2 separate regions of the Homo sapiens genome follow, and region 2 is linked to region 1. A link is an interaction called in ENCODE POLR2A ChIA-PET data of the cell type or tissue named here. Cell type or tissue: CD4-positive, alpha-beta T cell. All regions are shown on one strand. Each heading gives the region's core, and the rest is flanking DNA. Links, peaks and the distances in the headings are about the cores only.

Evidence for each region. ChIA-PET counts read pairs that join two places held together with the same protein. Peaks named below come from ENCODE experiments on the same cell type or tissue, not always from the same donor. Only the 100,000 strongest peaks of a DNase experiment are listed, where the experiment ranks them.
Region 2: POLR2A ChIA-PET joins it to region 1 with 11 read pairs; 2 of 35 experiments call an interaction of 5 or more read pairs at or near these places.

The regions. Positions count from the first base shown.
Region 1 is chr6:14,906,702-14,917,824 of GRCh38, reverse strand. The region is part of intron 2 of LOC105374945 (a long non-coding RNA gene); the gene reads left to right. Among named protein-coding and RNA genes, the nearest start is that of JARID2-DT, 330 kb to the left of the region's middle. RefSeq lists enhancers at 6,393-6,452, 7,143-7,202. In CD4-positive, alpha-beta T cell, for the core only: no CTCF peak of the experiment used is centred there; DNase peaks (open chromatin) are centred at 6,474 and 6,984; H3K4me3 peaks cover 481 bases; H3K27ac peaks cover 499 bases.
Region 2 is chr6:15,133,113-15,144,235 of GRCh38, reverse strand. It overlaps LOC105374946 (a long non-coding RNA gene), which reads left to right. Exons shown (of 3, transcript XR_926520.1): 3 at 380-451. Among named protein-coding and RNA genes, the nearest start is that of JARID2-DT, 110 kb to the left of the region's middle. RefSeq lists an enhancer at 10,614-11,123. In CD4-positive, alpha-beta T cell, for the core only: no CTCF peak of the experiment used is centred there; no DNase peak of the experiment used is centred there.

The sequences.
Region 1 (11,123 bases), core at 2,001-10,000:
AGCTTGCTGGTGGATGGTTGGATTGACAACGGCATGTCTAGTTACTGTTGCAAGGGATTAACCTGAAGTATGGTGATCTAAACTGCAATGCAAGGAAGGATTCTCAGCTCATCTTTTCTGTCCTCAAACTGTCTTCCTTTGCCAAAACTGTCAACATTCTGCCTACAGATAGACTGTCAAACGGAATATGACAAACTCCAAAGCACTTTTTTTTCCACAGCGCCTATCTTAATTTCATGCTTCTCCCCTTACATTACCTACTTTAAGGGATTTTTGGTGGTGAGAAGGGAGGAGTACCAGGAAGAATTTTGCATAAATAAATGCTTTTGCTCAAAGTCCTGAACTTTTGAACTTTTGTTCAAATTCTAAGATTTTAAAGTTTTTTTTCCTATTATATCTACCCTGTTACTAAATTTGCAATGAAAGCAATGAATCCTTTTTATTGGCCCTAGCGCTCCGTCTTGTGCAGAGGCAATGAAAAGATATGCACGGTCTCATCCTTAAGAAACTTGACCGTCTGGTAGTCAGGGCAGGATTTATGAATGAGTCAGCTGAAGAGCAGTGTTTGAGGAATCTAATTTAGTCTCTAGCCTAGTGGTCTGAATGCAAAGAGGGTTCAGGTGATGTTAGCCCAATAAAGAAAGCACTAAATTACAGTGTTCAGACAATAGTGTGTCCAGAGTCGGTGGGTTCCTGGTCTCACCGACTTCGAGAATGAAGCCGCGGACCCTCACGGTCAGTGTTACAGTTCTTAAAGGTGGGGTGTCTGGAGTTTGTTCCTTCTGATGTTCAGACGTGTTTGGAGTTTATTCCTTCTGGTGAGTTCGTGGTCTCGCTAGCTTCAGGAGTAGAAGATGCAGATTTTTGTGGTATTACAGCTCTCAAGGCGGCGCGTCTGGAGTTGTTTCTTTCTCCCGTCCGGAATTGTTCGTTTCTCCCAGTGGGTTCGTGATGTCGCTGGCCTGAGGAACGAAGCTGCAGACCTTCATGGTGAGTGTTACAACTCATACACAGTGCGGACCCAAAGAGCGAACAACAGCAACATTTATTGCACACAGCGAAAAAACAAAGCTTCCACACTGTTAAAGAGAACCAGAGCCACTTGCTACTTCTGGCTGGGGCTGCCTGCTTTTATTCCCTTATCTGGCCCCACTCACATCCTGCTGATTGGTCTGTTTTACAGAGAGCTGATTGGTCCATTTTGACAGGGTGCTGATTGATGCATTTACAATCCCTGAGCTAGACACAAAAATTCTCCAAGTCTCCACTAGATTAGCTGGACACAGAGCACTGATTGGTGCATTTACAAACCTTGAGCTAGACACAGAGTGCAGATTGGTGTATTTACAATCCCTTAGCTAGACATAAAGGTTCTCCACAGTCCCCTCTAGACTCAGAAGCCCAGCTGGCTTCACCTAGTGGGTCCCGCACCAGGGCCCCTGGCAGAATTGCCCGCCAGCACCACTCCATGTGCCCACAGTCCTCAGCCCTTGGGTGGTTGATGGGACCTCGGCGGTGCCTGTCGGGGAGGCTTGGACTGTGCAGGAGCCCACAGCAGGAGGAGGCTTGGGCACTGCGGGCTGCAGGTCCCGAGCCCTGCCCCGTGGGGAGGCAGCTGAGGCCCGGCTAGAATTCCAGTGCGGCACCGGCGGGCCGGCACTGCTGGGGGACCTGGTGCACCCTCCGCAGCTGCAGGCCCGGGTGCTAAGCCCCTCACTGCCTGGGGCCGGCGGCACTGGCCGGCTGCTCCGAGTGCGGGGCCTGCCGAGCCCATCCAGAACTCGTGCTGGCCTGTGAGTGCTGCATGCAACCCCGGTTCTCGCTCGCGCCTCTTCCTCCATATCTCCCCGCAAGCAGAGGGAGCCGGCTCCGCCCTCGGCCAGCTCAGAGAGGGCCTCCCACAGTGCAGCGGCGGGCTAAAGGGCTCCTCAGACGCCGCCAGAGTGGGCGCCGAGGCAGAGGAGATGCCGAGAGCGAGCGTGCTGTGAGGGCTGCCAGCAGGCTGTTACCTCTCAATAGCATGGTAGGACCTCAGAGAACTGGGAGAGGAGGTAGGTTCTAATAGTTGTAGTCTGTGTGCAGAAGGTGGGGATATGAGCTAGGTCTTGAAGGAAGAGTAGAAAGGTTGAATGGGTTGAGAGGGTGTCATTGGTAATTGGAAAAGTCAGAGGAATGACCCAGGGAACAGCATCTTGGTTGGATCAGAGGGTATGCCCTGAATAAGGACCAGTAAGAGATAACATGAGATGAATTGTAGAAGGGGTTGCAAATCAGAGTTGAGACTTGGATTAAGCCAAGTTGATAAAACTATAAAGAGAGCTATTGTAGGTTTGGAGGGTTTGCTTATAGTAAATTTCTTTCTCTCTCTCTTTTTTTTCTTTTTTGTTTGAGACAGGATCGCCTAGGCTGGAGTGCAGTGGCACCATCTTGGCTCACTACAACCTCTGCCTCCTGGGTTCAAGCGATCCTTCCACCTCAGCCTCCTGAGTGGCTGGGACTACAGGCATGTGCCACCACACCTGGCTATTTTTTTTTTTTTTTTTTCTGAGATGGAGTTTTGCTGCTGTCACCCAGGCTGGAGTGCAATGGCACAATCTCAGCTCACTACAACCTCCGCCTCCTGGGTTCAATTGATTCTCCTGCCTCAGCCTCCCGAGTAGCTGGGATTACAGGTGCCCGCCACCATGCCCAGCTAATTTTTGTATTTTTAGTAGAGACAGGTTTTCCCTATGTTGGCCAGGCTGGTCTCGAACTCCTGACCTCAGGTGATCTGCCTGCCTTGGCCTCCGAAAGTGCTGGGATTACAGGCACGAGCCACCGTGCCTGGCCTTGGCTAATTTTTTGTGACTTTTGTGGAGACAGGGTTTTGCCATGTTGCCCAGGCTGGTCATTTGACATTCCCACTAGTAAGGCACTAGGGTTCTAATTTCTCCCCATCTTCACCAATATTTATTTTCTGTTTTTTGTTTTTTCTCTTTTATAGTAGACATCTTAATTGGTATGGGATGATATTTAATTGTTGTTTTGATTTGCATTTCCTTAATGACTAGTGATGTTGAGCATCTTTCAGAAGCTCAGAAACATAAAAAGATGACCACATTTGTATATCTTCTTTGGGAAAATGTTCAAGTCCTTTGCCCATTTTTAATAGATTTTTTGGGGGCTGTTGAGTTTTAGGCATTCTCTCTATATTTTAGATATTTATTAAACCCTTATCAGATATGTGATTTGCAAATATTTTCTCCCATTCTGTGGGTGACCATTTTACTCTGTTAATAGTGGTTTTTGATGGAAAGAGATTCTTAATTTTGATGAAGTTCAATTAGTATGTTTTTTCTTTTGTTGCCTTTGCCATTGGTGTCATATTCAAGAAATCATTGCCAAATCCAATCTCTGAAGGTTTTTTGTTTTCCTCTGAGAGTTTTATAGCTTTAGGTCTTACATGTAGGCCTTTGACCCACATTGATTTAATTTTTTTGTATATGGTATGTGTATATTCAGCTTTCCCAGTGCCCACTGTTGTCCTTTCCCTATTGGATAGTCTTGGCAAAATATCACTTAACCGTATATGCAAAGGTTTATTTCTGAATTCTCTATTCTATTCTACTGGTCTGTCTCTTTGCCAGTAGCCTGCTGTTTTTTATTATTATGGTATTGTAATACGTTTTGAAATCAGGATGTGTGAGACCTCCAACTTAGTTCTTTTTCAAGATTGTTTTGGCTATTTGTGGTCCCTTGAGATTCCATATAAATTTTAGGATGAAATGTTCTGTGTTTGCAAAAAATGCCATTGGGATTTTGATTGGGATTGCATTAAATCTACAGATCACTTTGGGTAGTATTGACATCTTAAGAGTATTAAATCTTACAATCATTAACAAGGGTTTTTTTTTAATTTATTTTTGTCTTTAGTTTCTTTCAGCAACATTTTGTAGTTTTCAGTATGTAAACCTTTTGTCTCTTTGGTTAGGTATTCAACTCTTTTTGATGCTATTGTAAATAGAATTGTTTTCTTAATCAAGGCAGATGGTTTTGCCATCCACGATGGTTCTTACCTCTCTATTCCATGTTCCCTTTCTGAAAGGCCGGCTGATACTAATTAGGATGAGGGTGGAGGCCACCCAGAGGGTCACCTTCGCCCTGGGAAGTGAATACAATTCTGAACCTGCAGAACGAAGGAATAAGGGCTGGTTTAGAGTCCATCTGAGGTTGTTCAAGGTCTTTGAGACACACAGACATATTATTTAATATGCTTTATCGAGAGCACAAAGACAAATAACTTTCTTCCAAATCCTACTTCAAGCAAAGGGAAGAGAAATATAGCAGCTGTCGGGAGGCTATTCAACTTTTAAAGTTTGACTCCAGCAAAAATTGTAAGAGGCAAACAGTATATCCTTAGCTGTGTCATCTCCTCACCCCAATTCAGCTTTGATCTTTCTCTTCTTTTATACTGTTTCCCTGTTATCCTGTCATCACCCTACCTCACTCCTTTTTCCAAAGTTCCCTTTCCTCTGCTTCCTTAACAAATGTACCTATCCCATTGTCATTTCCTCAGGTTTTTTGCTGGGCAACAGTAAACTCTTCCTGAAAAATTAACTCTTGCAAAGCAAGAACAGGTGAAGTCTTTGCAATTTAACAAGGTGACAGTGTCTTCATCTGAGCAAGGTGAATGAGTTAGTCTAATTCTGGTGACTTCAGGAACCCACAGACTGGGAGGGAAAATGATTTGGGATTTTGCCTAGACCTAGTCTGATCTGTTAGTGGGCGGAAGCGGGAGGGGACAGAGAAGCCAGGGACAGATGACTGGGAAGCATGATGTTATGCTGCTCTTTGAGGCAAAGGAGCTTCACTACTAGAGGTGCCTCAGAGTCAAACTCAGTCTTGCCTTAAGTGGCTTGTCACAAGGTCTCAAGGAGCCTAGAGCTGTAATTGAAATTGATATTGTCTCTCAGTGACCCATTTCTAACCTTAGAGCTTCCTACAGACTTGGTCTTGGGAAGGGTTTACCCCTAGACTGTGTGGTTGCAGGAACCTGTGGGCATTCCAGAGGGAGTCTGTTAACTCAGCTTCAGAAATGAGGAAGATTATAAGTCAATGCAGGCTGAAAACCAGAGGACCCCAAACTGCATGGACTGGCTGATCACTAGCATGTGGGCTAACGTAAAGTGGAAAGCCTGCAGGCAATGGTGGCAGGCCATGCCTGCGGACCTCTGTTACATACCACCTGCCTGACCACTGTGTGTGGGGAGGTAACAGCCCCCATGTCCAGACCCCGTAGCAGCTCTCTTCCGCTCTGGTGAGCACCGAAGGCCAGGGCTGCACCGTCCTGGGCTGCGCAGTGGGAGGTGGGGCTTGGCAGTGAGCTGGACCGGGGATTCTGCTTTGTGTCCGGCTGCCCCGCAGAGATGTCTGCACCATGAATTTGATACAAAGTCCACAAACATTTCACTGCAAAAGGCACATTTTATCTCCCTTTGCAGAACCTCCAAGAGAGCCAAGCTTGGTGGCTTGCCAGACAGGCTCTACTCCTTATGTCTGATCTAGGGTACATGCTGGTGTTTGCCATCTTCCTATCGAACCCACATCCAGAGCTTTGGATGTGAGATGAAGGGGATGGTAGCTGGGGGAGGCTAGAGGAGAAAGACAATGCAAACAATACCTCAGGCAATGGGCTAAGCACACAAACCGATTTAGGTGGACCAGAGGAGAAAAGAAAAAAGCCCCAACAAACCAAAAACAAAGCAATACTTCTTTCCTACTTCCTTCCTTCCCATGCGTCTCATTTGTGTTGGTGGAAACTACAGATTGATTACTGTTTTGGGGCCTCTGATTAAAAACTCACATGTGTAAGAGACTCAGCTTCGAGATTAGGAGCTTCTTTGTTGAACCGAGGCAATCTCATGTTATTAAACCTTCCCTCTCAACTTGCCACCTGCTCCTCTCCTTCCCTAGCCCTAAGACCCTGAACCCATCTCCCCTTTTATCTTTGTTGCCTGTTAATTCCTGTTTCCTCAGGTGGAGGGCTTGTTCTGGAAATTAAGGTTTTGGGGACAGGGTTCCTCACCTTCCTCTCTTTGGGTATAGGAGGGCAGTCCTAAGATTTCCATAATCACAGCTTTTCCTGTGCCTCCTGCACTTAACGACTGCTACCGTACATCTGACTTCTTAAATTCATGGCCTGGAACTGCAAGGATATTTGCTAGTGTGTATGTTTTGTCTGCAACTAGATTGTCAGATTGGGTGAAATGGGCTCTGTATTAGTCTGTTCTTGCACTGCTATAAAGAAATACCTGAAACTGGGTAATTTATAAAGAAAAGAGGTTTAATTGGCTCATGGTTCCAGAGGTTGTACAGGCAGCATGGCTGGGGAGACCTCAGGAAACTTTCAATCATGGCAGAAGGGGAAGGGGAAGCAGGCACGTCTTCTACGGCCAGAGCAGGAGGAAGAGAGACAAGGGGGAGATGCTACACCCTTAAACAACCGGACCTTGTGAGAACTCTCACTCTCACAAGAACAGCAAAGGGGAAATCCACTCCCATGATCCAGTCACCTCCCACCAGGCCCCTCCTCCAACACTGGGGATTACAATTCGACATGAGATTTGGGTGGAGACACAGAGCCAAACCATATCAGACTCCAAGGCCAATTTTAAGTGGCTCCAGGATTCTCAAATTCTAAGTGTTTTAAGTGCTCAGACAGAGGCATAGCAGGCCTTCAATACGTTTTCACGATTTTCACTTTCTAGGAGCCTTCAGAGTGACTGTCTAAGGAGTTTTCTGGTCAAGCGCCGGGGTAGGCATTGGCATTCTTCTCCAGATGAAAGTCAAGAGGCAGACAACACAGTGACCAATGCCTCATCCAAACTCCTGAGGCAGAGGAGAGTCCAACTGCCACTTCCTAACAATGTGAAGCCATGATACGAGGCCTAATAAACTTTCCCTGCAGTTTCAAGAGGATGTGGTCTCTTTCACTTCCTGTCCCAAACTGTTCTGCACTGTTGCGCCATGCAACAGCTGCTTCGGATCAAGCCACGGCCAAATTCTTGCTGGGGAAGAGCAGTGACATTTGGGGAACCACAGGGACAACAGGGAGCCACTTCTGTGGGTGCTGGAGACTCCACTCATAGGACGTCTGGACACTGATGTCTAAAGCCTAAAGGAGGACATTAAAATGTTAGATCGGGGAGGGGACAGATCCACCATTGTAATTTCAAAGGTGAAACTCGGATGTCCTGGAAGGAGGGTAGACAGACCTGCTTGTGACCTGCTAATCCACTATCACAAACTGTGCATGCTTTCTTATCATTTTACTTCTTTCATAAATAGAGGACAGGAACAAAAAGCCAAAAGGTTACATGAAGGAGCAGGTGAGAAATCTCTAGCTAGTTCCCATGGTACTGTGGAGCTAGTACCGCATCATACTGTTCATCATACTTTGCTTGTGTTGTGGAGAAAACTCAAGCATAGACAAGGTGTCACTGGCCTCGCTGTAAAATAACAGGCTGTTAATGAAGCAGCCGAGGGATATGGAGATGGTGTCTTCATCCCTGTGCTCACCTTTTCCCGAATGTACCTTTTTCCCTTTAATTTCCCTAAATGAGATGTGCCATAGAATGTACCTAATTTGTGTCAGGTCTATACAATGAGAAAATCATAATACATCCATGAATCAGGGTTCAGTTAATTTATTTCCTAAACATCTACATTTTGAACTAATTTCAGATCTACAGAACAGATGGAGTCTCGCTCTGTCATCCAGGATGGAGTGCAGCAGCATGATCTCTGTTCACTGCAACCTCCGCCTCCCAGGTTCAAGTGATTCTCCTGTCTCAGCCTCCTGAGTAGCTGGGATTACAGGCACCTTCCCTCACACCTGGCTAATTTTTGTATTTTTAGTAGAGCCAGGGTTTCATCGTGTTGGCCAGGCTGGTCTCGAACTCCTGACCTCAGGTGATCCACCCACCTCGGCCTTCCAAAGTGCTGGGATTACAGGTGTGAGCCACTATGCCTGGTCAGGGTCATGTTTTATATCAAAGATTTAAAGCACTTCTCAGTGTTTTATATAGAAGACTTATAATGTCAGTTTGTCTCATTATAGAGGATAGATTTTGATCACTTTATTCGTCTACCAGGTTTCTATATTGTAAAATTATTATTTTTCCCTTTGCAATTAATAAGTACAATGTGGGGAGATAATTCCAGACTATACAAGTATTCTGTTTCTCAACAAACTATTATCCATTATTTTTAGCATCCATTTATATTTTGTTGTTGTTGTTATTGTTGCCCAGACTGGAATTCAGTGGTGTGAACGTGGCTCACTGTAGCTCACTGTAGCCTTGAACTCAAGTTACAAGAGGATCCTCTCACCTCGGCCTCTTGAGTAACAGACTACAGGTGTGCACGATGCCTAACTAATTTTTAAATTTTTTTTTTTTTTGTAGAGATGGGGTCTCACTTTGTTGTCCAGGCTGGTCTTAAGTTCGTGGGCTCAAGTGATCCTCCTACCTTGGCCTCCCAAACCTTTGGGATTACAGGTGTGAGCCACCATGCTGGGCCCTGGCTTGATGATTCTTGAATGAGTTAATCATTATCACAGTAATAATCAAATGCTTGTTTTTCTAATTTTATTATTCACATTTATCAGCTGGCATTTCCTGTTAGCATGAACTTTCTCCTTTCCCTTATTTATTTCTTTCTTTATTTATATCAGCATGGACTCAGAGAATCTTTTTTCACTCAGTGGCTTATTATTCATTACTATTGTTATTTATTTTGATGTTTAAATTGTCCTAGATTTGGCTGATGGGAGTCCCTTCCAACTGGCTTTTGTGTGCTTTTATAAATCAGGTGTATTTTGGTATAATTTACATACAGAAAAATCCATCCCTTTCAAGAGAATAGTTGGATAAATGTTGACAAACATACAGCTGTGTGAGCACCACCACTGTCAAGGTATGGAACATTTTATCACTCCAGAAAGTTCTTTTTTTTTTTTTTTTTTGAGACAGTCTCACTCTGTTGCCCAGGCAGGAGTGCGGTGATGTGATTTTGGCTCACTGCAACCTCTACCTCCCAGGTTCAAGCAGCTCTCCTGCCCCAGCCTCCTAAGTACCTGGGATTACAGGCATGTGCCACCACAGCTAGGTAATTTTTGTATTTTTAGTAGAGAGGGGGTTTCACCATGTTGGTCAGGCTGGTCTCAAACTCCTGACCTCAAGTGATTCACCCACCTCGGTCTCCCAAAGTGCTGGGATTACAGGCGTGAGCCACCGCACCCAGCCCCAGAAAGTTATTTTATACTGAGCTCATAGTCAGTCTCCTACTCCCAGTTCCTGGCTATCACTGCTTTGATTTTTGTCTCCATAGTTTTGCCTTTTTAGAATGTACTTTGTATTTGCTTGTTCTGCTTAGCGTAATTATTTTGAGATTCACCCATGTTGTTACATGTATCAATAGTTCATTCATTTTTATTACATGTAGTATGCCATGGTATGGATATTCCACAGTTTGTTTATTCATTCTTCTGTTGATGAACATTGGGGTTGTTCCCAGTTTTTATTAAAAATAAAGCTGTGGATGGGCATGGTGGCTCATGCCTATAATCCCAGCACTTTGGGAAGCTGAGGTGGGAGGATCACTTGAGCCCAGGAGTATGGAGACCAGCCTGGGCAACATAGTGAAATCCCATCTCTACAGAAAAAAAAAAAAAAAACCCCACAAAACAAAACAACAAAAAACTGCTATGAATGTTTGTGTACAAGCAATTGTATAGACATACACTTTCATTTCTTACAGGTAAATATTTCATAGTGGATGGCAGGGTTGTATAGTAGATTTATGTTTAACTTTTTAAGAAATTACCTGTTTTCCAAAGTGGTTGTACTGGCTGAGCATGGTGGCTCACTCCTGTAATCCCAGCACTGTGGGAGGCTGAGGCGGGCAGATCACTTGAGGTCAGGAGTATGAGACCAGCCTGCCCAACATGGTGAAACCCCTTCTCTACTAAAAATACAAAAATTAGCTGGGCATGGTGGCACATACCTGTAATCCCAGCTACTTGGGAGGCTGAGGCAGGAGAATCTCTTGAACCCTGGAGGCAGAGGTTACAGTGAGCGGAGATCATACCACTGCACTCCTGCCTGGGCGACAGAGCAAGACTCTGTCTCAAAAAACAAAAAAACAAAAAAGTGGTTGTACTATTGTGTATTCCCATCACCAATATATGGGAGTCCTAGTTGCTCTGCATCCTTCTCAGTGCTTGGCATGATCAGTTTTTTTACTTTTGGCCATTCTAGTAAGCACGTAGTTTTAATGCACATTTTCTTCCTTTTTTTTTTTTTTTTTTTTTGAGACAGAGTCTCACTCTGTCGCCCAGGCTGGAGTGGAATGGCATGATCTTGGCTCGCTGCAACCTCCGCCTCCTGGGTTCAAGCAATTCTCCTGCCTCAACCTCCTAAGTAGCTGGGATGACAGGCATGTGCCACCACACCCAGCTATTTTTTTTTATTTTTTATTTTTAGTAGAGATGGGGTTTTGCCATATTGGCCAGCCTGGTCTCAAACTCCTGATCTCAGGTGATCCACCTGCCTTGGCTTCCCAAAGTGCTGGGATTACAGGCATGAGCCACTGTGCCCGGTCTTAATGCATGTTTTCTTGATAACTCATGATGTTGAGCTTCTTTTCATGTCCTTATTTGTCATTCATGTATCTTCTCTGATGAAGCTTGGCTTCACATTTTTTGCTCATTTGAAAAATTGCACTGTCTTCTTTTTATTGAATTGTAAGAGCTGTATTTTGGATTGAAGTTCTTTATATTTAATTGTAAAGAAAAATAATGTATTCATTCATTTAAGTGAAGATTTAGGCCAGGGCTAGATAATATTTTAGGCTCTGTGGGCCGTATCATCTCTCTTCTAACTACTCAACTTTGCCTAGTCATAGATAATCTCTAAATGAATAAGCATGTCTGTGTTCCAATAAAACTTTATTTATAAGAACAGGCAGAAGGACAGATTTGACCTGTTGGCCAGGGCTTGCCAACCCTTAGCTTTGGCTTCAGTTTCTAGCACTGGACAGGGTTGACTGAATCTGGGTTCCTGCTGTGAATTGCAAGATTGAAA
Region 2 (11,123 bases), core at 1,040-9,039, 230 kb before region 1:
TCTCCTGCCTCAGCTTCCCGAGTAGCTGGGACTACAGGCGCACACCACCATGCCCAGCTAATTTTTTGTATTTTTAGTAGAGCCTGGGTTTCACCATGTTGGCCAGGATGGTCTCGATCTCTTGACCTCGTGATCTGCACGCTTCAGCCTTCCAAAGTGCTGGGATTACAGGCGTAAGCCACCGCGCCTGGCTCATACTGGCTAATTTTTTAATTTTATGTAGAGATGGGGGCTCACTATGTAGCCCAAGCTCCAGTCCATATTAACAACTATGGTAATTACAATTCGAGGTAATTAGGAATGCTTAGGTAGAGTCCAGGTAAGCAAGCCATTCTCTTCGTTAAGTGCTAAAATGGGTGCTCTGATGATTTCCATGTAGGAACTGAAATAATGTAGAATTCATGGAGAGAAGATGGGGAAGGATATTGTAAGGAGAAGGAATAGCATGAGCCAAGCTTCGGAGGTGTGACCATGTGTGACCTCTTTAGGTGATGATGGGTAATGTACAGTCTTGCTTCTCAAAGCATAGTCCCTAGACAAGCAGCAATCTCATCACCTTGAGATTTTGTTAGGAGGCAGATCCTGATTTAGTAGGTCTGGGGAGGGACCCAAGATTCTGCATTCCTCACAAGTTCCTGGATGAATGTTGACACTGACAGTTCATGGACCACAGTCATTCCCGCCATTCTAGGAGCATGCAGCCAATCCGATAAGCAATGTCTGTAGGGTAAGTCCACCCAAGTGCTGTTTTTACCTTTGGAATTCTCTCCCCTCATCCATAGACATACGTTCATAGGACTGTTAATTATTGCCACTCATCTTGAATTCCCTGGCTAAGAAGTTATTATTGAACGGCTGTAAATATGCTGGGGCTTGGGAGATTCAGGGGAGCAAGGAGAAATGACTAAAACAAACACTCCGTGGTGTCAAGATACAAAGCAGATGGCCTGTGTCTTAGCACACTTGACACAGTGCCTCAGAACCTGCTGGGACAATTGTTCATGCATTTATTCACTCAATCCTTCAACCCTGTGCCTAGTTCTGTATGCTCAGAACTGGGGGTCTGGGGAAGGGGTTGGTGTGGGATGGTGAGGAGGGAAAAGGGACTATTTTGACCTGGATTTGAACCCAAACTTGGAAAGCAGTTTTCCTTAGCTAGATGATTCTGAGGCAGAACGAAAGCAAAAGCGGGACCTGGGTTCTCTGTGGGATCTGAATAGCTGTGGGATAGGCGCCCCATGTAGAGGACTGATGAGGTGTCACTGAATTGTGGAGAGATGATGTACACGCTTGCAGGGTAAACTACAATCTAAATGCGTACTTTCTGAGTATTTTTCCAAGCACTACAAGAGGTCATCTAGTTAACATCCAATGTGATCAAGAGATGGCCCAGCACTCCATCGTAGAAGAATGACAAAATTTTATTGTGACTCGATCTTGGCCCAATTTACCATCTTAGAAGAATTAATGGTACCTAGGTGAGTAAGGTTTTTTAAAAAATTATTATTATTATTATTTCGCTTACAGCCTCACTAAAATGGAAAGGACCTGAAAGTTTGCCAGAAAATGGATTGCTAACTGATGGGAAGAGAAGTATGAAAGGGATTGGGATTCCCTCTACTCATCACTCTACTCAGACAAAGTAAAACTGAGTGTGAAAGGCAATAAAGACTGAAACTAGGCTGGGCGTGGTGGCTCACGCCTGCAATCCCAGCACTTTGGGAGGCTGAGGCAGGAGGATCGGTTGAGCCCAGGAATTTGAGATCAGCCTGGGCAATATAGTGAGACCTTGTCTTTACAAAAAATTTTAAAAATTAGCCAGGCATATGGTTGGCACTTGTCCCAGCTACTCGTGAAGCTGAGGTGGGAAGATGACTTGAGCCCAGGAGGTGCAGATTGTTGTCAGCCGAGATGACACCACTGTGCTCCAGCCTGGGTGACAGAGTGAGACCCTCTCTCAAAACAAAACAAAACAAAAAACACCAAAGTCATTTAAAATCATTTACCTTGCAAGAGATATCATATGCATTTATTTATTGAATAGCAACTTTAGGCCAGATACACTTCATAGGATATTCCACTTAATCCTCTAGCAGTCTTACAGTCATCTACCATTACTAACATCTTACAGTTAAATTGAGACTTAGAAAAGTAAAGTAGCTTGTGGCTGGGCATGGTGGCTCAACCCTGTAATCTCAGAACTTTGGGAGGTCAAGGTAGGTGTATCACTTGAGGCCAGGAGTTCCAGACCACCCTTGCCAACATGGTGAAACCCCGTCTCTACTAAAAATACAAAAATTAGGCTGGACGCGGTGGCTCACACCTATAATCCCAAAACTTTGGGAGGCCAAGGAGGGTGGATCACTCGAGGTCAGGAGTTCGAGACCAGTCTGGCCAACGAGGTAAAACCCTGTCTCTACTAAAAATACAAAAATTAACTGGTTATGGTGATCTGTGCCTGTAGTCCAAGCTACTCTGGAGGCTGAGGCAGGAGGATCACTTGAACCTGGGAGGTGGAGGTTGCAGTGAGCCAAGATTGTGCCACTGCGCTCCTGCCTGGGCAACAGAATGATACTCTGTCTCAAAAAAATAAATAAACAAAATAAAGAAATAGTTAAAAAAAAAAAGTACAGTAAAGTGGCTTGCTCAGTGTATCAAAGCTTGTAAGTTGCAGCCCAATATGAACAAGATTTTTCTGGCTACTTGTACTACCTGTCTTATGGTACAATGGCTGTCTGTGCCACAAACACTTCAATTTGTCATGAAAGACATATGACCCAAAACTAATTTAGGAGCCAGTCAAAGTCCCTCTGCTAGTGGACCTAATGAAGCCAACTGTCTCAGGAATGAAGTAAAGCCTTGGTGAACTTCCCAGAAAGTTTTTTTTTTTTTAGATGGGATCTCACTTTGTCTGTTGCCCAGGTTGGAGTGCAATGGTGTGACCATAGCTCACTGCAGCCTCGACCTCCTGGGCTCAAGCAATCCTTCTGTCTCAGCCTCCAGAATAGCTGGGACTACAGGCATGTGCCATGACATCTGAATAATTTTTTAAAATGTTTTGTCAAGTTGGAGTTTCACTTTGTGGCTCAGGCTGGTCTCAAACTCCTGGGCTCAAGTGATCCTCCTGCCTTGGCATCCCAAAGTACTAGGATTACAGGTGTGAGCCACCATGCCCAGCCAAAAAGAGGTCTTTATTCCTCTAGGAAAGAGTAAGACTTAGTAGTGTCCACAACTTCTTGAGCCCTGTCCCTCCAAAAGTTTACATGGTGGGAATGTAATTTTCAATGCAACAATGTCTGGAAGTGGGACCAAATAAGCAAGCAGCAACTGCACTGTGAGCACTCTGCCCTAGTGAACAGATTAATGTCATCGCAGGAGCTGGTTAGTTATGGCTAGAGTGAGTTGTAAAGCAAGTCCAGACCCTGGTGCCTTTCTCTCTCACACTCTTCTGCCCTTCTGCCATGTTACGATGCAGCAAGAAGGACCTCACCAGATGCCAGCCCTTCATAATGGACTTCCTAGCCTCCAGAACTATAAGTTAAACCATAAATCTCTTATGAAGTTTATTTAACTTATGGTTCTGCAGGCTAAATTCATATAAATTACAAAGTATGTGGTTTTCTGCTTTAGCAACAGAAAACAAAGTGAGGCAAACCCCAAGGAAGCTATATTCAGCCCTCCAGGAATTCTTTGTTGGAGAAGCTTTTCTTTTCTTTTCTGTTTTTTTTTTTTTTTTTTTTTGAGACAGAGTCTCCCTCTGTCACCCAGGCTGGAGTGCAATGGTGTGATCTTGGCTCACTGCAACCTCTGCCTCCTGGGTTCAAGCGATTCTCCTGCCTCACCCTCCCAAGTAGCTGGGACTACAGGCATGTGCTGCCATGCCTGGCTAATTTTTGTATTTTTAGTAGAGATGGGGTTTCACCATGTTGACCAGGCTGGTCTCGAACTCCTGACCTCAAGTGATCCGCCCACCTTGGCCTCCCAAAGTGCTGGGATTACAGGCCTGAGCCACCGCGCCCAACCTTGGAGAAGTTTCTCCACAAGAATTGGAGATGGCTCATAAACCTACCGTTAGAAATCTGCAAAGTTGGACCGAGTTCAGTGGCTCACACCTGTAATCCCAGCACTCTGGGAGGCTGAGGCAGGAGGATCGCTTGAGCCCAGGAGTTTGAGACCAGCCTGGGCAGGATAGGGAGACCCTTTGTCTAAAAAAAAAAAAAAGAAAAAAAAAAAATTGTAAAATTAAGTTGCGTCAGGGTGAGGCATATTCTTGAACTTAGAATACATTAGACTATGGTCTTCCATTTTTGGGAATGCTCCAAATGGATATTAACGGAAAGGTAAATTAAGCCCTTGCTGCAGAGGATTCTATTGCTTTTGAGAAAGGTATGATGGTTCACTGGGAAGTGGAACCTGAAGTAGGTGGATGAAGTAGGTTATTTGTGGACCTGGGAGAAGGCTCAGAAATAGTCTGACCTGACAGAGACAAACAAATGGTATAATAAAACCAGCCCCTATGGAGCGAATGGGCATGAGTTGAATTTTCAGTTCAATCACTTTGTACCATGAGAGCTTGAAGAATTTATTTAAACTCATTGAGAATTAATTTCCCCAGCTATAAAATAAGACTAATAATACCTGCCTTTCATGGGGAATAAGTTAGGCGATGTACATGTAAGAAGCCAAGCAGGATGTTTAATACACAGTGGAGGCTCAGAACATGGTAATACAGTCAAAGATTATTTATCTGGCCCAGCACCGTGGCTCACGCCTGTAATCCCAGCACTTTGGGAGGCCGAGGCGGGCAGATCACGAGGTCAGGAGTTCAAGAACAGCCTGGCCAACATGATGAAACCCCGTCTCTAATAAAGATACAGAAAATTAGCTGGGTGTGGTGGTGCGCGCCTGTAATCCCAGCTACTTGGGAGGCTGGGGTAGGAGAATCGCTTGAACCCGGGAGGTGGAAGTTGCAGTGAGCCAAGATCGCGCCACTGCACCCCAGCCTGGGAGACAGGGTGAGACTCCATCTCAAAAAAAAAAAAAAAATTATCTAAGAATTTTAACTTGGAAGTAGGGAAACAAAGAAATTATAAGATGATTCTACAAGGATTTAAAAAGACAATCATCTATTCCAAAAATAAAGGCACGATAGTAACAGAAGAACCATTCGTGATGATCTTTGGGTTGAGATGCTGGTGCGGTGATGGAGGCTCGACAGGTCGGGTGTGGTGATGCCATGGGGATTCTACCACACGCAGAGGGTTGGTTCGTGCTCACTAAGCTATTAAGCAATAGCTGCCTTAAAGCTTTAAATTACTAGCAGGCAAGCACATGTATCACAAAAGATGAGCTTGAATTTGCTCCACAACACGTGGACGCAGCAAATCTCACCTTTCCCTTAATATCCATTTGGAGCATTCCCAAAAAAGGGAAGACCATAGTTGATTTTTCTACATCAACTTGAATTTGATTCCTTGGGATCCAGCTCCCAGGGTTGGTAATTTGACCAATATCCTTAGTCCTTAGAGTGCCTCTCCATATTTCTAGGTTTATACAAGCCCTCCCTACCCAAAGTGTGGTCCTTAGAAGCTTGTTAGAAAAAAGGAATCTTGGCCCGGTGTGGTGCCTCACTCCTGTAATCCCAGCACTTTGGGAGGCCGAGGCGAGTGGATCACCTGAGGTCAGGAGTTCGAGACCAGCCTGGCCTGGCCAACATACTGAAAACCTGTCCCTTCTAAAAATACAAAAATTAGCTGGGCATGTTGGCGGGCGCCTGTAATCCCAGCTACTCAGGAGGCTGAGGCAGGAGAATTGCTTGAACTCAGGAGGCGGAGGTTGCAGTGAGCCGAGATGGAGCCATTGTGCTCCAGCCTGGGCGACAAAAGCGAGACTCCGTCTCAAAAAAAAAAAAAAAAAAAAAAAACAGATAAAAGGAATCTAAAAGGAATCTTGGATCCAACCCAGACCTATTAAATTAGTGTTTGCATTTTAACAAGGGACCCAGGTGATTCACGCACACATTACAGCTGGGAAGCACTGACGTGAGAGGCCCGGAAGCCTACGCACTCCTAAAAACTGACCTACCTCAGACCTTCATAGACTCTGCTGAAAGACTTATTGTTAAGTCTTTTGAAGTTGGTGAGAAGGTAGGCACTTTCACTTCCTGTGGGCTTACACCCCTCGATCAGAGGTCTTGCCACCACTGGGAACCTGGGTGGGCAGGTCTCTGCCATTCCTAAAGCACCAGTATCCGTTTTCTGCCCCCTGAGACCCGGTCACATCCCAGAACCTTGGAACTAACACTTTCCTCCCCATCATTATTACTGTTCTTATTCTTCTTCTTTTTTTTTTTTTTTTTTTTTTTTTTTTTTTTTTGAGATAGAGTCTTGCTCTGTCGCCAGACTGGAGTGCAGTGGTGCGATCTTGGCTCACTGCAACCTCTGCCTCCAGGTTCAAGTGATTCTCCTGCCTCGGCCCCCTGGAATAGCTGGGACTACAGGTGTGCACCACCACGCCCAGCTAATTTTTGTATTTTTAGTAGAGACGAGGTTTTACTATGTTGGCCAGGATGGTCTGGACCTCTTGACCTCGTGATCCACCAGCTTCAGCCTCCCAAAGTGCTGGGATTACAGGAGTGAGCCACCACGCCCAGCCCACTATTACTGTTCTTAAGGAGGTAGGGAGGGAGGGCTAGGACAGGAGCCGCACAGGCTCATTCTCCAGCAATCTACAGGACACATTTTGTTTTCTGCCCGGCTCTCTGAAATGGGTATCAGGTGTGGCTAGCCAATGACTCCTCTCAAGTGGAAAGACACTAAGTTCCAGAAATGAAGCAGATCCAATGGCCAGCAGCTTCTTTACAACACAAGGAAATAGTAGACAAAGGAAGTCCAGATTCAAGTTCAGGCTGGACCAGAGAGATTAGGGGCTTGGCTGTGTTTTCATCCTGTGAAACAATCCAGGTATGAGTGGGCCACTATGACTCTTTTTCAAGGCCTGAGCAGCAACTGTATTTCCTACACTAATATCAAGACATGCAAATCTAACATGAGGTTTCAGGGACACTTGGATTTCACCTCCCAGCCCCCTGCCCTGGAAGAAACACAACTAACAATTTCCAGCATATTTCAATTATTTATTATAAAATGACCCCAGAAAATTTGAAATTAGGCCAGGCATGGTGGCTTGTGCCTACAATCCCAGCACTTTGGGAAGCAGATGTGGGTGGATCACTTGAGCCCAGGAATTCAAGACCAGCCTGGGCAACATGACAAAACTTCATTGATACAAAAAAATACTAAAAAATAGCAGGTCGTGGTGGTGCATGCCTGTAGTCCCAGCTCCTCAGGAGGCTGAGGTGGGAGGATCACCTGAGGCCAGGGAGATTGAGGCTGCAGTGAGCTGTGATTGTGCCACTGCACTCCAGACTAGGCGAGAAAGTGAGACCCTGTCTCAGAAAAGAAAAAAAAAAAAGGTTAAATAATTGCAATTAGGGCCGATTCAGGAAATTCAAAATCTGAGCCCATTTTATGGCCGGTAATTGATATTTTGGGGAAAATGATTTCATTAGAACCCCTGACCCACTATAATTGTAATAGAAAATAACAAAACAGATGCTGTCAGTGTAGTGTTTAACTGACTAAATGTTTGAGGATTCATTTATTGTCATCAGGTCGCGTATTTTAACAGAAAATAAAAAAGTCGTTGCTGTTTTTTTTTGCAAGTAAAAGGTGAGTTTTAAATATCAGCTTGTGCCAAATCTCAGGTGAATTATGCCTGGATTGCCCTGGTCTAATCTCTACTGACTGTTTCTTCCTATAATTAGAATCACTACCCACATCACTGTAAGTTAAGGAGACCTAATATTTAGATAAGTCTGTTTTAAACTTGCTATTAAATTGAGTGAAATGGAGTTCTCAGGTGAGCCCACAAGTCTTCAGATCCAAGGTGAAGGCTCCGTTTCTCATTTAAACATTGTCAAACTAAGAATGATTTGATTGCTTGTGGATTTTGCATATGTCAGCACAGTAGAACCTTAGTCATGCAAATCTCTGTTGCTTAGCATGGCCATAACCCAGAAACACAGAGCTGTTTCCATATTTTATCTGTGTTTGTAGTTGAAAGCATGCCTTCTATTGTGCTTTTTTTTTTTTTTTTTGACAGAGTCTCGCTCTGTTGCCCAGGCTGGAGTGCAGTGGTGCGATCTCGGCTCACTGCAACCTCTGCCTCCTGGGTTCAAGCGATTCTCCTGCCTCAACCTCCCTAGTAGCTGGGACTATAGGCCCACGCCACCACACCCAGCTAACTTTTGTATTTTTAGTAGAGATGGGGTTTCAGCATGTTGGCCAGGCTGGTCTTGAACTCCTGACCTCAAGTGATCCACCCACCTCAGCCTCCCAATGTGCTGGGATTACAGGAGTGAGCCACCACTCCAGGCCTATTGTGCTTTTAAATAACAGATGTCAGGACAATGTTTAAAGCACATAACACGAGTATTGAAAAATGTTTGTCCGCTTTTAAAAGAAAAAAAAAAACCCACAATAATGAATTCAGCCTGCCAGTTTGTATTTTCAAGGAATATTTTAACTCTTGAGGAATTTCTAGCACCTACCCTTTAAATATCCCTCTCCTACAGTGAATGAAAGCCAAAGCCATTTTGGACTAACAGTTTCTTGTGTAGACGCACCAAGGCAGCAATATATAAGTCAGTTTTTCAAGGATTGAGACTCCCTTAGAACTGCAGGGCTCTGTGTTAGTTCTCACTTACTGAGCAAACAACACACGAGGGAAGTAACAGATACACTCATTTTGAAGACCTCGAAGAGGATGAACCAGAGGCAAGTTAGTGCTTTGGAAAAAATCAGATGTAGGGGCAGAGGGGGTTGGAGGAGAGATGAAGGCAGAAGATGCAGCATCTCTCTGGGAGAAATGGCAGGTGAATAGGCAGGAACTGAAGGAGTGGTGGGTGGAGCAGATGGCTCAGGGTCAAGATTCAAGTGAGATTCCGGGAGGGTGGTAACCAAGGACACCCCACAAGAGACGTGGTGGGAGGACTGACGCGGCAGGAGTGGGGAGAGAGGCCATGGGCCTATTTGCCCATATCTGGCAACCATCTGCAGCGTTGGTCTGAACCTAACTCATGGTAAGATTGGAACAGTGAGTCCCCAGCAAGTGGAGGTAGGTTCCTCACCTTATTTCATAAGGCAGAATTTATGGTGGAAAAGAAGGTAACAGGAAAGGGAGCGGCAGTGAAAAGAATGGAGCTGAAATAGACTTTTGCAATTGACTAGAACAGTTCCCTCTTTGGGAGGTGAGGCACTAAAGCCTGGGTTGAAAGGTAGGTTATTTAATATCTCAGGGTCTCAGCTTCTCTCACCTGTAAATTAGAAGGGTTGCATTAGAAGGTTGTGATATTTCTTCTTAAATTATGATTATAGAATGCCACTTATTTATTTCTTTATCTTAGCTGACAAGTAAAACTTGTATATCGTTATAGCATTTAACATGATGCTGCTTTCGTTGTTGTTTTGTTTTTGTTTTTTTTATTGATAGGACTGTTTAAAACACAGGATCCATGGGAAGAGGGTCAAATTTAAAGAGGCCCTTAGGGATTCATTATATGGAATAACCAGAATTTGTTGTGTGGGGCAGTTGAAGGCATTAGAGACAAAATCCTGGTTTCCTAATTTGAGAAATTAAAAAATATATATAGCTTGCAGACCACTACCTTTGTCACCTCCCAGGAATCAGGAAGCCCAGGTGAGGATCCATCGCATTAGGAGAGTGTTACGTCATGCTCTGAGATGTGAATACCTCGTAGAATGGATAATTTAGGCTATTTAACATATGCAGATTGTCATGTGTCTAATGCAGCATCAGGATCTGGAGTCACACCCAGCGCTCTCCACTGTCTACCCCGCACTCCACCATGCCCAGATTTTATCACTCCTAGAACTGCTTTGTAAATTAGCATTCATCCATGATAGAGGCCTAGATGACAGACAAGACGTCCGATGATGCTATGAAGAAGTAACATGGGCTGAGCATGGTGGCTCACGCCTGTAATCTCAGCACTTTGGGAGGCCGAGGCAGGAGGATCACTTGAGCCCAGGAAATTCAGACCAGCCTGGGCAATATAGGGAGACCCCGTCTTTATAAAAAACTAAAAAAAAAGAGAAAAAAATTAGCTGGGCATGGTGGCATGTGGGAGGCTGAGGTGGGAGCATTGCTTGAGCCCTAGAGGTCAAGGCTGCAGTGAGTGGAGATCGCACCACTGCACTCCAGCCTGGGCAACAGAGTGAGACCCTGTCTGAAACCCCCCACCAAACCAAAAAGCACACAAGCAACAGGATGCTATGAAGAAACAAAAGGTTAATAATTAAAAAAAAAAAAAAAAAAACATGCACAGCACTTTGCTTTCCCATTTATCTGGCTAGTGAATGGGGGTCAGGTTTGGGAGGAACGTTATGGAGGGAGTAAGCTCACGTTTGGAGCCAAAACCAAGAGCTTAGGCCTAAGCTCTTATTTTTCGCAAGCAACACTGTGGGATGCCCATGAAAATATGATTATGGAATCCTCTCCATAAAAACAAAGTAGCAAGACCTTCAGGTGCTTCTCACTCTTATTCATGAATAGCCCCTTTTTCTTTCTGTTGACATGGAGTCAAGCAAGTGATTTCAGGGACATCTCAATGAATCACTGACCGGGTAGAGACTTGTTTCAGGAGCAGGCTTCCTAGGGGCAGGATGTGTGCAGGGCGGGCAGGAAATGAATGGGCAACGAGAACGGCATCTGGTCAATGGCACAACCATCTTTTTCTTCTGTTACTTCTCTTTAGAGCATTTGCTCATTCAGCAAGAAAGTAGAGAACAGCTGCCGCATCTTCAGGGCTTCCTGGTTATGCTGCAAAGTGACTAGGGTCATTCAAAATGGGTCCCTGCCCTTAAGAAACTTATGCTCTATACAGAATCCCAGACATGTTTCAAGGACTTGAGAAATAATTACAAGGTAACTCACAATGTCTCTTCCTTTGAGGAAAAGATCAAAAGGGCTGTAGTACAATGAATCATCATGTTGGTGCCTGTTTGGATTGCCTAAGTGTTCCAGGGAGGCATTTGGACTGG